Linked DNA regions of Homo sapiens: region 2 is linked to region 1. Evidence: chromatin contacts called from ENCODE Hi-C or POLR2A ChIA-PET data. All regions are on one chromosome and are shown on one strand. The core of a region is the stretch at or near the end of the contact, and the rest is flanking DNA. Distances in the headings are between cores, read along the strand shown.

Region 1 (4,111 bases), core at 392-2,891:
AGATAAAAGGAGATCACGTTTATTAAGCATTCTGCACATATGTTCACTCTTTCCACAATATTTGCACACCCAGCGCATAGTAAACACATTAAATAGTGGCTTTTATTACTATTAGCAGTGGTAGCAGTATCATAAAAGTCCTCAAGGACACCACATGGAGAGTTAGTCGGAGTCACCAGGTGTTCCAAGTTTGCCTTTGGCGGTCTCCTGCCTCTCAGCTTTCTTCGAGGTTGCTCTGGTACCTCATCACCTCCACCACCTCCTCCACCATCCCGACCTCAGCCTGGCCTGGAAGAAAGTGCAATGAGTGTGGAAGCACAAGACCGATGCTTCCACCCCAGCTTTGCCCTGCCCTGGGCCATTCCACCCTTCTGAGCCTCCATTTCCTTATCACTGAAATGGGGAGAATACTTTCTGGCTGGCTTCGTTTATTGTGAGAGTCAAGAGAATAAACGTTTGTGAAAATACTTTGAAAACAGCCCCCACCTATCAGTTCTCCACCAGGTGAATTCTCCCCTCTCATCCTCGGCACCAGCTCCTACCCCATTCCTCCCCTTCGAGTCTCTCTCTGTAGATTTTCATGGCTTTGGGCATTTTGTTCACAGCTCTGTTGACATTCCCTTGACCTCAGAATTCTGGAGGTGCCTTAATTCCGACTTCCCCTATAGACGCCTCCTCAGGGCAGGAAATATGCCTTATTCATTCATCCTGTGATTCCAGTGCCAGGCCCAGGAAGGGCACATAGTAGGAGCTCAGTCAGCGCTGATTCCCTTTCTTCTACCAGCAAATCCCAGGGATGGAGGCCTGAAAAAGAACCCAGTAGAATTTAGGGGAGCAGACTCTGTCCTCCAAGAGAGAGGGGTTGGGGAAGAAGGGAGACAGGAGGAAAGGAGGGGAGTGGCCCTTTGCTATGCAGGCCAAAGGATGCCCGCTGTCACCACACACAGGCGCAAGGTAATACCAGTCTCCATAGGGTGACATGGTGCTGACTGGTTTTACTCAGCGATCCCAAGGCTGGGAGAACCTCTGAGAGCCTCAGCAGAGGGCCAAGCCACTCTTCCTGGTAGGAAAGCAGACATTCTGCCTAAAAGGGAAGTCCTTGGGTAACAAGTTCCACTTCATCACAGCCAGGGCACTAACCTAAAACCCTACCCTCTCCTCCTCCCCCACCGCACAGGCAAACCATTTCCTCTTCTGCTGAGCTCATGGAAACAAAGAACAGCTGTCCTCTCATTGATTGGTTTAAAAATAAGAGACTCTTGCTTTACCTCCCCAACCCCCCACCCAGACCTCTGATGACCAAACATCTCAGCACAGTCCCCCTCAGGCCTCCACCCACTCCCCTGGGGACAGAGGGGCAGCCCCTGGGCCGCCCACAGGCTCCCTCCTCCTCCCTGTGGGGACCAGCCTCTGCCTGCCACTGAGCCACACCCGTCTACCTTCGGTGGGGTGACTGCAGCTGCCCAGCCACTGGCTCTTACCAGTGTGGCCTTGGCATTCACACTTTGGCCACCATAATTTTGTCTCTGCAGTGGGCCTTGCACAAGGCTGGGAGGAAACAGCCTCTGTAGAAATCAAGGTTTCCTGCTCTGTGAGGGCTGATGCGGTGCCATGGAGATACTTCCTGTGACTTTGCCAGGCAAACTGGAGGCCAGGGGAAAGATCGGGAGTGTGAAGTCCTGACTTCTCAGCTACTCAGAAACCCCTCTAAGCCTCGATGTTTTCATCTGAAAAATGACAGTGGCAAACTGCTTATAGAGGGACTGTCAGGATCAAACGAGATATGGTTATGAAGGCGCATTGAAAACGGTGCCACCATGGACACACGAGTTGCTATTTCTGCCTGCCACCTCCACAGACCCCAGTTCACCACCAGCTGCAATCTCTACAAGTGGCCCTGCCTTCCTGAAAACCCCAAACCAAGACTTGCCTCCCTGGGCATCTGAGTCCACCCCATCCTCTCTCCTCGGGCTTACTTACTCAACCTACACCACAGGGAAATGCACCAGTTGCTTAAGAGGTGTGGAAAGTTTCCTCCAGTTTTTTCCATGGTTTGTGTGCTTGTCTTACCTGTCCCGCCTCCTTCCTAGCACCGTGGGAGTATAAGCTGGCTCCTCTGCAATGGATCCGTGGCCAGTACCTCTGTTCCCTCACAGCACAGGATAACAATAAGTGTGCCAAATGGAAGTGTGCGTGTGGGAGAGGGCACACAGCCAGATGGCTCCTTGGGGCAAAGCCTTATTTCTACCACATAGGACTTTGTAGACAATCACTCTCTGGCTATAGAGGGGTTTTGTGCTCATTTTCTGTTGTGAATCAAGCTAATTTTGGATTCACTGGGATACAATAGTGAACTGAAAGGCAGCTGCCTGCAGGAGGAGCTCAGAGAACCAAGCAGAGCCAAGCCCTGGGAAGCCTTTTAGAGGAAGATTTGCAGAGAAGGAGTGTGACAGTCATAAGTGTCCCACGCTCTCAGTCCTCAGCAGGCTGTCCCTCCCAGTCCCAGGTTCACCTTGCAGAGGTGTGGTGGAGAACAAGCGTGCCCAGCAGCTTCCCGTCTGAAAGCCAACTGGCACAGCCCACCTCCAGTGGGCCACCCATGTTTCTGGGGCCAATGAGCCTCTGAGCTGGGAGGTCCTGGCCAAAGAAATGCCCTCCTGCCTCAGAGAACAGAAAGTTCCAGAAGATCCAGGGTAGCTTTATTCCTGACTTAGCAAGCAGACCTAGAAGTGGGATGGAGAAGGGCTTTTGAATCTCCCTCCAAAGGTCCAGAGAAATCTCCTTGGAAATTTGATTGATTATTGATTATTGTAACAAGAGTTTCTCCTCCCCCAGGAAGCTCACCAGAGTGGTCTTCTTCTAATAGAGGCGGAACTGTGTGATGGGTGGTCGGAGGTTCCGGCTGCTGTGCCAGACCGCTTGGGTTCAAATCTTATCTTTAACAGTTACCTAATATTCGCTGTGCTTCAGTTGCCTCATCCATAAAGTAGAAATTACAATGATATCTATCACATTGGATTGTTTTTGATTAATGAGTTACTATGTGCAAAACACTTAGGGCTCAGTATTGTTATTATAAGAAAGAACTTTACTTAAGAGGCTTCCTAGTTTAATTTCTCTACCATTATGAAAAGAAATTCTCTCCCTGATTCCGACACCTTTGTTTCTTTCTTTTTCTTTTTTTTTCTTTTTTCTTTTTTTTTTTAAGAGAAGGGGTCTCACCTTGTTGCCCATGCTAGTCTCAAACTCCTGGGCTCAAGCCATCCACTCACCTCAGCCTCCCAAAGTGCTGGGGTAATAGGCATGATCAATATATAATATATATGACATTATATATAATATATTATGTTTCTCCTGGCCTCTGAGCTCCAGGTTCAGCAAGAGGAGAATGCTCAGTTCCTTCCTGTGGACTAAAAGCCACAGGAGACATTCATCAACAGCAATGGGGTGATGAGAGCCATTTGGGAGTATTAGGAAGTGGAAGGTCTGAGAACCTTTTCAAACTAAGAAACCCACCTGGCCAAGGTGTCCCTGACTTGACTCATTCAGTCCCTATCCTGCCATATATTTATTATAACTATATTATATCCCAGAACTTTCACATTTATTGTGTTATTTAATCTTCATGATGATCCCACAGAATAGGCTATAAAGATCTTATCAGAGAAGGCAACTGGGACCTTGGGACGGGTCTCCCACTTCCTGTCCTACTGAGAAGGATCCTATCCATCTTTGCCCCAGGCCATTCCACTGAGGAAGCTGCAAGGTGGTTCCATGGAGGACCAGTTCAGAGTCCATAATAACAGGATGACTTAATGACAGGTTGAATCAGTTTGTTATTTGGAGCAGGCACTGCAGGGAAAGGGCTGGCCATGTTAGACGTGGCTCATCCTCTTCCCTCTTCAAAAACACTCCCACTTAATGCTTGACCTCCCAGAATCAAGGAAGTACGTGGCCTTATTGCTAGAGCCAAAATTTGCAGAGTCAAGTGCACATCCAGCCTGCTAACAAGAAATTCCAGGTGCCCTGAGGACAGTGGTGCTGGCCTCAAAGTCACAAGAGCTTTCTGGGTTTAGGGTCACCCTGCACTGATTCTGAGGAATTGGGAGTA
Region 2 (4,398 bases), core at 1,899-4,398, 2.3 Mb before region 1:
GTAAGTCGCAAGGATTTTCTCAGGAGGTTCAAGTTTTGAGTTTAGGGAGACCCAAAGGCTAGAACCCAGATATCCCAGATTTTTATTCTTTCTTCTCAGTCATGTTGCAATTTGCTCCACACTTGTCCCCACCTGGGGTTGTGGGTGCTGTCTTTGACTTAAAAGATATCTCTTCTTAATGTCACGTGCTACAGGATATTGCTTGAAAGACGTAACAGGCAACTGGATGGCTCCATGCTTGCTTAGTCAGTCAAAAATCCGTGAAACACTTCTTTAGGAAAAAGGGATAGTGACTGGGAGTAATGATGAAGCAGTGAAATAAAGAGAGGGAAGAGGAAGTTGCCTTGAGAAGTAATGATCATAACTAGGTGTTATTGGGATAGGAAATGTAATTAAATTAGGGGCAAGGGGTTGCAGAGCTGAGTTAACTGCAGTGATTAAGAAAAAAAATCTAGGCCAGGCCCGGTGGCTCACATCTGTAATCCCAACACTTTGGGAGGCCAAGGCAGGCGGATCACGAGGTTAGGAGTTTGAGACCAGCCTGGCCAACACGGTGAAACCCCGTCTCTACTAAAAATACCAAAATTAGCTGGGCGTGGTGGTGCACACTTATAGTCCCAGCTACTCAGGAGGCTGAGGCAGAAGAATCGCTTGAACCCGGGAAGCGGAGGTTGCAGTGAGCCGAGATTGTGCCACTGTAACTCTAGCATGGGTGACTGTGTGAGATTCTGTCTCAAAAAAAAAAACAAAAAACAAAAAACAAAAAACAAAATCTAGGGCAGGCCAGGTAGAAAATACATATTTAAACATTTTAAGCCAGGCGTGATGGGTCACGCCTGTAATCCCAGCACTTTGGGAGGCCGAGGCGGGCGGATCACCTGAGGTCAGGAGTTCGAGACCAGCCTGACCAACACGGAGAAACTCCATTTCTACTAAAAATACAAAAAAATTTAGCCGGGCATGGTGGCGCATGCCTGTAATCCCACCTACTTGGGAGGCTGAGGAAGGAGGCTCGCTTGAACCCGGGAGGCGGAGGTTGCGGTGAGCCGAGATTGCGCCATTGCACTCCAGCCTGGGCAAGAAGAGCGAAACTCTGTCTCAAAAAAATAAATAAACATTGTAATAAAATCTACAAATTTTCTTTGGGATGGCTCTGAGTAACTAAGGCTAAGATCAGGAATCCATCTATCTGGTGGGAAAGTGACCAAACAAGATAACGAAAAAGCAGTCTTTTTGGTTGACCAACGTAACTACCATGGAGTTTGCACAAACAGAACCATCTGTTGTGTGAGGAACCATGGAGAGAGATTGTGTATTTATAGAATCTTGAGTGGGAAAACCAGGCACATTAATTAACTTTTCCCCTCAAGTTCTCTAATTAGAAATCCACTTTTCTTCCTTTCTCTTCTGTCAATATGTACCGCCTTAAAAAAAAGTCAATTTAAAAGCAGACAGATTTGCTATGACTAATTTAAGAACTCCCAAAGCAGGCTGTTTTCCAAAAATACACTGCAATTGACAATGCCGTAAGCTCAGTCTAAAAGGGATATGACACAACTACTGGCCCTAAGGCCGAATCAGATGTTTACTGCCAGTTTGAACAGAGCAGCGTAGTGTGCAGATCTCCACAACCCTTAACTGTTCTTGGTAGGGGGCTTTAAAATGAAATCTTTTTATAAACAAATGTTTCCAATAGGTGTATCCTAAACAGCCTACCTTAATACTTTTTTTTTTCTTGGTTTCCAAGATGGAACTTGTTGCAAGGAAAATTTTATGTTAGGGGCCAAGACTGCTAGTGCTTTTCAGATACTGCATGTTCCTTATAAAACATGTCTTAATATGTTTGCATGCTTTGGTAAAACTAATTTTGGAAAGGTAACATCTTTTGGTAGAGTTGTTTTTACAGGAATAGCTACCTTTGTGGATTATAATTACTCTGTATTATGGAAGAGGAGGCTGGAAATCAAGGAAGTGATGATTCTCTTCCAAAAGCCTACAAAAGGATGACAGAATCACATTTCACTCAGTGAGTTCAATTAACTATACATTCAATTGTGGGGGCAAAAATAAATGACACCACGATTTACTGGGTATCTACTATGTGCTAGGTAATGCACTAAGTACATTATGCTCTATACTTCATTTAATCCTCTCAGCAATGCTGCTCATTATCGTCATTTTACATGAGGAAACTGAGGTCCAGAAAGGTTAAGCAACTCACTACAGGTCACACAGCTAGTAAATGGCCTCGAATAACCAGTAACTCAGACACTGACCTCTCTTTGGTTTCTTGTTAAACAAACACCTAATTTATTTCTTGGAGGTTTTGTTCAGCTGTCCTAATTTATGACTTTACATTCCTTCTGGTGCTAAACTGCTCAAGTAGCCTCTTGTATCAAGTGTGACCTGATTCCTTAAGAATTTTACTTAATGAGAACCTCTAAGCTAGAAACTCTTGCTAGGTGTTTCATGCACCTTATTTTCTTTAATCATTACAACAACTCTAAGATTGGGTTCTCTCCACCTTATAAATGATGACTGTTTTAGAGAGGTTAAGGTTGCTTAAAATTGGTGAGTTAGTGAGGGGTAGAGCCACGAATGGATTTCTGGTCGCTGCCTCCATCGTCAGGGCAAGCTTTTCCCACGACTCCAGCGCTTCCATTTGTCAGTCCCCAGGCTAGAAAGCCACAGTGCTAATTTAGTATTTATCAAGCGTTTGTAGTGTCCTGGGATCTGGCACTTCGATGAGAAAGCTGTGACGGCCCCAACTTCTAACAGCGAGTGGTAAGGAGGACGAGGGACACAGGAGGGAGGAGACTCTCCCCAAAGCTTAGCACCAACAGAAGTGGTCCCCCGCAGGTTGCTCTGCGAGCGCCACCTCTTCCCTCCAACCGAGGAGAAAGTGGCGCGCCTTTGAGGAGTCCGAGGTCCCGGCCCAGGCGGCAGCTTGGGTCCTGGCGGGTTCCGGACGGGCGCCTCAGGGACCTGGAAGCAACCGCACCGAACGCGACGGAGAGCGGCGAGACGACTCCAGGAGGCGCCCGAGCTACATCCCCCGGCCACACCAAACCCGGGTTTGCTGGCAGACGCGGCTCACGACACCCCTTAGGGTCGCAGCCCCTCCCCCGGAAGTGACGTGTAGCGACTACGGCGTCTGGGAGGGACCCAGGAGCAGTCGGGGGGTTTGAGAGTGGCGGCGGCCGCGGAGGGCCTGGCAGGCCCCGCCGCTGCAAGGAACGCCCCGAACGCGCGCGCCCGGCGTGTAGCGGCCCCAAGACCCGCGCCGCCGCTGCCGCGTGCGGGGGCGGGGAGGGCGGGGCGCCAGGAGCCGCGGCGGCGGGAGATGCGGGCGGCTGCGGGCACCCGGCGGGCTCGGCTTGGCCGCCGCCGCCTTCTACGGCTCCGCCGCGGGGGTCGCAGCGGCTGCCGCGCCGTCCTCGAGTTTCCAGCGTGAGGAGGAGGCTGAGGGCGGAGAGGCGCATCGTGTTCGAGGCGGAGACCGAGGGGGAGCCCCGCGCGCGGCGTCGGTGAGCGGTCAGCCCCGCGCGCCCCCTCGGGATCTCGCGGCCACAGCCCCACCGGCCGGGAGCGGGGGCGGGGGCCGAGGGGCGCGCGGCACAACAGGAAGTGGGGGCGGGGGCCGGGGCCGGGCGCGCGCGCTCCCCTTGGGTCCGCCCCCGGCCCGCCGGGCACCGCGGCGCACAGGTGGACGCCGCAGCGCACCGCTCAGCTCTCGTCGCCTCTTGGTCCCCCGAAGTCTCGTGGGCGAAAGGTGGCGGCGATTTTTTCGGCGTGGATGGGGAGGAGGGGAGCAATTCTCATTTTCTGTAGTGACAGGAAGTTGGAAAATGAAAGTACAGTAATTCAGTGCTTACCAAGGCCCGGTGAGGTTGCACCTCTTCCCCCAGACTTTGATCTCCTGTAGGGCACACGCGGCCGTCCGCGTTTCTTCCTCTCCCCTAGCTCGCTAGTCATCCGGTGTCGAGTTTCATTTCTTTTTCTCTTTCGCTCCAGCGGCCCCCCGCCCCTCTTTACTTTCCGCCTTGTGCACAGCTGCATCGAGGCTGGTAACTTCATTCCTGGGAAGATCAATTGGAAACATCTTTCGGGGCGGGATAGTAACTGGCCTTGGAAGGAAATAGGGATGTTGTTGACTGAAGTAGTCAAAAGTACACACTTCACTTTTTCTCCAGCTATTGCTATTTGAAATTTGGGGAATTTAAATAAAGATTCTGGAGTTCTATGCCTCATCAGAATGGTTTGTCCATCTCTTTGGTTGATAGATCAGATCCTCTGTCGTCTTTTCCCACCCCCTACACCCCCTGGCTTGGAAAACTTGGTGCTTCAATATTTAGGTTTGGCAGCGGTGTTTTCATTAAAATGTAGTATGATTCAATA

Evidence for each region. Hi-C counts contacts between places; a loop is a spot of excess contacts on that map. ChIA-PET counts read pairs that join two places held with the same protein, here RNA polymerase II (POLR2A). Pooled maps may share reads with other maps.
Region 2: a loop to region 1 is called in a map of naive thymus-derived CD4-positive, alpha-beta T cell, with 12 times the contacts of the local background. The contact joins the promoter of ELK4 here to the promoter of LINC01353 in region 1. A Hi-C loop is called at or near these places in 1 of 168 maps with a recorded cell type or tissue (naive thymus-derived CD4-positive, alpha-beta T cell), 1 of 37 single-sample maps with no recorded cell type and 9 of 50 pooled maps. POLR2A ChIA-PET finds 5 or more read pairs at or near these places in 1 of 52 experiments (CD8-positive, alpha-beta memory T cell).

What each region holds. Positions count from the first base shown.
Region 1 is chr1:203,284,682-203,288,792 of GRCh38, reverse strand. LINC01353 (long intergenic non-protein coding RNA 1353) reads right to left here and starts at 1,641. Exons shown (of 3, transcript NR_117097.1): 1 at 1,482-1,641; 2 at 487-804; 3 at 1-288. RefSeq lists an enhancer at 636-1,835.
Region 2 is chr1:205,630,761-205,635,158 of GRCh38, reverse strand. ELK4 (ETS transcription factor ELK4) reads left to right here and starts at 3,148. Exons shown (of 5, transcript NM_001973.4): 1 at 3,148-3,527. RefSeq lists enhancers at 2,761-3,070, 3,681-4,100 and silencers at 3,241-3,390, 3,481-3,670.